Linked DNA regions of Homo sapiens: region 2 is linked to region 1. The links are chromatin contacts, found by Hi-C or POLR2A ChIA-PET in ENCODE. All regions are on one chromosome and are shown on one strand. The core of a region is the stretch at or near the end of the contact, and the rest is flanking DNA. Distances in the headings are between cores, read along the strand shown. Region 1 has its middle 33 kb from the start of BPGM. Region 2 overlaps CALD1 (caldesmon 1).

Region 1 (3,075 bases), core at 384-2,883:
TTAACACCCAAGGTGATGGTATTAAGAGGTGGGGTCTTTGGGAGGTAGCGAGGGCTCCATCCTCATCAATGAAATTAGTGCCCTTATTAAAGGACTTGAAGGCACCTGTTAGCTTCTTCTGTCTTTTCTGCCATGTGAGGATGCTGCAAGAAGGCACCCTCACCAATTACTGAAGCTGCCAGCACCATGATCTCAGACTTCTCAGCCTCTAGCACTGTAAGAAATACATTTCTATTGCTTATAAATTCCCCCATCTAAGACATTTTGTTATAGCAGCAGGAACAGACTAAGGCAGTATATTAGTCCATTTTCAAGCTGCTGATAAAGACATACCCAAGGCTGGGTAGTTTATAAAGAAAAAGAGGTTTAATAGACTTACAGTTCCGCGTGGCTGAGAGAGGCCTCACAATCATGGCAGAAGGCGAGAAGCACATTTTACAAGGTGGCAGACAAGAGAAAAATGAGAACCATGCGAAAAGGGTTTCCTCTTATAAAACCATCAGATCTCATTAGACTTATTCACTACCATGAGAACAGTATGGGGGAAACTGTCCCCATGATTCAATTATCTCCCACTGGGCCCCTTCCACAACATGTGGGAATTATGGGAGCTACAATTCAAGATGAGATTTGGGTGGGGACACAGCCAAACCATATCAGGCAGCATAAGAAAGATTGATTGAAATTCTAATATTTCCCTTGGTGTTTTAAAAATAATTTATTTAAATTCTTATTTATAAACTGAACCTCAAGATAGAGGAATTGGGAGTAAGACTCCACTAAGGGACAGTGGGAAGGGAGCTGGGAAGCACAGCAGTGACTGGGGTAACTATCAGTACATTCTGATGGGAGGGACTTAGTGGAAAGAGACAGCCCAAAATTCTTGCTGCATCTGCCAGTCAGCATAGTTGAGGTGGGAACAGACAGGGCCCTGTTACTCAGGCACCACTTCTGAATTTGGCATCCTCCAATAAGTCTTTCTTTCGCTGAAGTCCACCCACTACCCCATCCCAGTCTGATCTTGGTCTGAGTATAGGAAGTGAATGGTATACCTCTGTGTCAGACCCTGTGTGCCAAGGGTTCTTTACCTCTGGAGCTGATCACTTAACCTTCAAGTTGAATACTGGAGTCCAGTATCAAAACACCGCATTTACATTAACAAGCATATGCTTCCCCATTCCTTAATCATCAGAAGGAATAGAGTTATTAGAAAGTTGCTAAGGTGTTAGAAATCCATCAGTTGTCTGAGAAAGTTAGTGGAAGGATGCAGTAGAACAACACATTTAAAATGACTACCACTTCCTGGCACAGAGTAGATATTCAATATCAAGTTTCCTCTCTGTTGTTTTCCTACACAAGAGAGTGGCACAGAGTAAGTAATATCTGTCCTATAAACACTCACCATGGCTATCCCTCCCTGCCCTGCTAAAAGAAGACATAGTATATCCTCCCATTAATTTCTTTCCCCATTCCTACAGATATTCTTCCTATGAGATGGTGTCATCCTTATCCATTCCTGTTTTCTTCTTCTGGACACCTATGGTTTGTTTCTGTCCGTTTATGATGCAATACCTCAAACAACATTCAGTTCCTCAGATATGAGCTGACTAATGAAGGAGAAACAAAAGGGCTTCTTCCTCTTGGCTTAGATGCAACAATTCTGTTTTTCCAGGCTAAGGATTTCTTCGGGGTTTTGTTTTTCTTTGGTTTGGTTTGGTATAGCGCCACAAGTTGCTGTTGACTCATTTAGCTTCTAGCCAAAGGAAACCCCTGAGCCTCTTTTTCCTCCATGTGATGCTGCTGAGCCATCTCTTCCCCACCCAGATCTTGGAGAGCTGTTTGCTTTTCTAGATCTGAGTAAAGGACCTCTCATACCCAGTAAATTCCATCTTGTTAGATTCATTTTCTTCATTGTAGCCTTTAAGCACATTAACTATCCTGTTCCATCACCACTCCACATATCTTCTTCAAATTAGATTGATTTTCCAGTGATGTTCTTTATTGAAGACATTGCTAAAAAGCCTAAGTAGGACAGGAGACAACACTGAGCCCTGTGACCTGCCACAAGAAGCCTCTTAACAGGTTGAAAGAGAATTCATTAAACAGAACTCTTTTGGTATGGTCATTCAACTGGATGTGAATTCACCTAATTGATCTAGAATCCAGTTCATATTATTACACATTTTCTTTTTTTTTTTTCTTTTATATTTAGATGGAATCTCGCTGTCACCCAGGCTGTAGTGCAGTGGCCTGATCTTGGCTCACTGCAACCTCTGCCTCCCGGGTTCAAGCGATTCTCCTGCCTCAGCCTCCCAAGTAGCTGGGATTACAGATGCCTGCCACCACGCCTAGCTAATTTTTTGTATTTTTAGTAGAGATGAGGTTTCACTGTGTTAGCCAGGATGGTCTCGATCTCCTGACCTTGTGATCCACCCGTCTCGGCCTCCCAAAGTGCTGGGATTACAGCCATGAGCCACAGCGCCCGGCCTATTACATATTTTCTAAAACAAATCATGAGATATCTTGCCAAATGCTTTGTTCAAGTCACATCTACAATTTTTGCGGCACTCACTTCATCTTCCAGTCTAGAAAGTCTATCAAAAATGAAAATAATTCTACTGTAGAATGGTTTACTCTTTGTGAATACTGTTTATTAATGTTTGAAATGTACCACCCCTCTCCATTGCCCTCACCCATTAAAAAACTCATTTTCTAAAATGTGCCTCCCGCCGCCCCACTTTTTTTTTTTTGAGGCAGAGTCTCGCTCTGTCACCCAGACTGGAGTGCAATGGTGTGATCTCAGCCCACTGCAACCTCCGCCTCCCAGGTTCAAGCAATTCTCTTGCCTCAGCCTCCCGAGTAGCTGGGACTATAGGTGTGTGCCACCACACCCGGCTAAGTTTTGTATTTTTAGTAGAGATGGGGTTTCGCCATGTTGACCGGGCTGGTCTCAAACTCCTGACCTCAAGTGATCTGCCTGCCTTGGCCACCCAAAGTGCTGTGATTACTGGCATGAGCCACCACACCTGGCCTCAAATGTACCCCTTTTTTCATAGAGACAGTACAGCACTGTGA
Region 2 (3,306 bases), core at 301-2,800, 270 kb after region 1:
TGGACCTCCCAAGATCCAATTTCTGGTGCAGAACTGTTATGAATACTCCAAAAAAAAAAAAAGGCCAATCTTTAGAAACCTTTGGAAAAACAAGCCAACTGACCTTGGTGCAGCGTCTCTACTCCATCGTTGTCCCTCTTCACTCCAGAGAAAAAATGACAAGTACTTATTGGCCATCTGCTATATAACTAACACCCTCCTAGGCTGTATCAGGTGCAAAAGTGGTGGTAGGAAATACCCCTTCCAGCAAAAATGTTACACTGTAACTTATTTGGTAAAAACAAGTATATACACAGGAACAATGAACAAATAAGACTGTGTATTTGTATTTATCCATATTTTCTTTCTTTCTTTTATTTATTTATTTTTTTGAGACAGAGTCTCATTCTGTCACCCAGGCTAGAGTACACTGGTGTGATCTCGGCTCACTGCAGCCTCCACCTCCCAGGTTCAAGCGATTCTCATGCCTCAGCCTCTGGAGGGGTTACAGGCGCACACCACCATGCCAGGCTAACTTTTGTACTTTTAACAGAGACGGGGTTTCACTATGTTGGCCAGTCTGGTCTGTAACTCCTGACCTCAGGTGATCCTCCTGCCTCTGCCTCCCAAAGTGCTGGGATTACAGGTGTGAGCCCCGACACCCGGCACCATACGTTTATTTCTATCTGTAGATCATAATCAAGTGCTGATCCCAGTCAGAGGTTATTACAAAATATAACAGAACCTAATAAAGTGTTATTATATAATGTAAATAATAAGCACAACACCTAAAGTATCTGAAACACATAATGGATTATTTCTCTAGCAATAGGAGCAATATGCTTTCATCCAGGTCTGACCACCCCCCAAAAAGAAGGAAATCAATATTTTTTAAGACTTTATATGGTATCACTGGAAAAAAATCTGGATTTCATTCCAGCTATAAAAGCCATGTGTAAATTTAATATCCAGATGCAAAAGGTGGACACCCACAAATAAATTTATGATTGTGGAAATATTTAGACACTTTGAACAAGAGTGGTACACACTGAGAATTCTGTGGCTTAGGAACTAATATGCTTCCTTTGAAGATTTGACCTTTTCTTCTGCACTAGAATTATCTCCTGAGTCCTTATAATAATTTCCTTCACAACCTGTACCTATGAACAACAAATCTACATTCTAAAATATATCACTATGGCCTAGATTCAGTTTCTTATGGGTAGAAATCACATTCTTCATGTACACACTTCTTTCCTAGAATTATATAAAGCAGGTATTATTATTATCGTTTTCACCGAGACCAGAACCAGAATTTTGTAGATGTGCACCAGCCACCATTCATTCAAGAAATTGTTAGAGCCCTGCTATTTCCAAGCACCGTTTATTGTTTTAAAGATATGTTTCAAGTTGGAGGGCAGAAAGGAGTTAGAGGCATGATCCTTTTCAGATAGAAACTTTTCAGGAAAAGAAAATAGTCCAGTTGTTTAAAAAACCCTGGATTTTAAAAAGAGCTTAGAGAGTCGGCCTAAGTAATTGGTGCAAGACAGTTTAAACAGAAACAGGGAGTCTCACAGCAAGTTGGCTGGAGGAGCTGACTCATACATTGCAACATAATTATTTCCCAAATAACATGCAAACAAGAGTGGGCTCAAGCTTTCTGGTCTCTCTCTCCCTAACAAGATAAATTAGAAAGAAATAAAGTCAAATCCAGGAAGACTTCATAGAGGTAAGGCCTGGAACTGGTTCTTAAAGAACCACTAGAATTCAGAGAAGCAAAAGGAGTAAGAGTGGGCATAGGACTTACAAAGCAATTCATTTGGAGAAGAAAAAAGAAAAAGCAAAAACCCTGGATATAGCACAAAACTGAATGAATGATCTCTCTAAGAGATGCTATTATCAATGTGAAAATGATGTTAGGATGTGTTAACAGGAACGTGGCAGGAAGCACTGGGACTTCAGCCAGGCCTTGGTCAGCTTTTATTATGTCCAATTTTGGTTTCCCGTTTGAAGAGTTGTTATAGTCAGGCTGATATTAAAAGGATGGAAAATAGGCATTGGCGTCTAGCCTAGAAAAGACGAGACTAAAGGATGACTTAATACCTGTGGCCCTCCTAGAGATAAGTAGGTTTCTATTTCAGCAACAGGAAATCTAGTTCGATAACAGGATAAATTGAGCGTGAGAGTGATTAAACACTGGGACCTTGATCACAGGATGTCACCTACTGAAGTATAGTTCTTTAGCTCTACTGCTTTCAGAGTACTGTTCACTTTCTGTCTTATAATAGAATTTTTGTATACATGTCTTATCTCCCTTTAGGACTGCCCTTCTTATCTTTGCATCCCCCACAGCACTTAGTGCAATGACTTGCTTGTAGTAAACATTCCAATAGTGCTACGCGAAGCAAAGCAAAAAGGAATGTGCTGGGACAAAATAAAACTACATGCTCACCATTATAAGGGCAATAAGACAGTGTCACAACCCAAGCCCCTATTACAGGCCTAGAGACAGATGAGGCAAAGAATAATTAAGAAACGTGTATCAGCACAGGCCATGAAGACGCTGGTGAAGAACCACTGGAAGACTAGGATGAGGAGTAAACTGTGATTTTTCCACAGCAGCTCCTGCATTCAAGATCACAGGACATGACAGAGCAATATAGTTTAAGTGAACACGTTCAACGCCATGGCAGGGGCAGGGGATGGGAGATGCCGTCGTCTATGAGGGGAAAACTATGAGAGGCCAACAGAAAGGAGGAAAGAGATGCTGCCTTTGAATATGTAAACTCCTTTACCTACATTCCTGTTCACCTTGGGGTGGGGGAACAGCTGTCTAGGCAAGATTTTTTGCCTAGTTCTAAGAGTACAGAGCCTATGAATTTCTTCATAAGAAAATTTATCTCCAACAGCCTTTTCAAACGTCCCCTTTGTACTACTCGAACTGTTGCCTCCCTAGTGGTAGATTTCCCTTAGGTTTATGTGTTTCCATAGTAAGTGAATGGCTCTGTGCATGTTATGTGTGTGCATGTGTGCGTATGCATGCATGCGTGTATATGTGTGTGCCTGTGTGTACATGCATGTCTGTATGTGTGTGCATGTGTGCGTATGCATGCATGTGTGTGTATGTGTATGTGCATGTGTGCATATGCATGCATGCGTATATGTGTTTGCCTGTGTGTGCATGTGTGTCTCTATGTGCCTGCGTGTGTATGTGTGTGCATGTGTATGTGTGCGCATGTGTATGTGTGTGCATGTGTGCATATGCATGCATTCGTGTATGTGTGTGTGCCTGTGTGTGCATGTGTGTCTGTATGTGTGTGTATGTGT

What was found. Hi-C counts contacts between places; a loop is a spot of excess contacts on that map. ChIA-PET counts read pairs that join two places held with the same protein, here RNA polymerase II (POLR2A). Pooled maps may share reads with other maps.
Region 2: a pooled map shows a loop between it and region 1 (2.7-fold over the local background). The contact joins two enhancer-like sites. A Hi-C loop is called at or near these places in 2 of 50 pooled maps. POLR2A ChIA-PET finds 5 or more read pairs at or near these places in 3 of 52 experiments (MCF 10A, activated CD4-positive, alpha-beta T cell and activated T-cell).

What each region holds. Positions count from the first base shown.
Region 1 is chr7:134,612,463-134,615,537 of GRCh38, forward strand. No RefSeq gene overlaps it. Among named protein-coding and RNA genes, the nearest start is that of BPGM, 33 kb to the right of the region's middle. Within about 2 kb of position 1,634, at least 7 of the 41 ENCODE cell types and tissues checked have a DNase peak (open chromatin) inside an H3K27ac peak, as active enhancers do.
Region 2 is chr7:134,884,586-134,887,891 of GRCh38, forward strand. All of the region lies in intron 3 of CALD1 (caldesmon 1), which reads left to right. Among named protein-coding and RNA genes, the nearest start is that of AGBL3, 100 kb to the right of the region's middle. Within about 2 kb of position 1,551, at least 17 of the 41 ENCODE cell types and tissues checked have a DNase peak (open chromatin) inside an H3K27ac peak, as active enhancers do.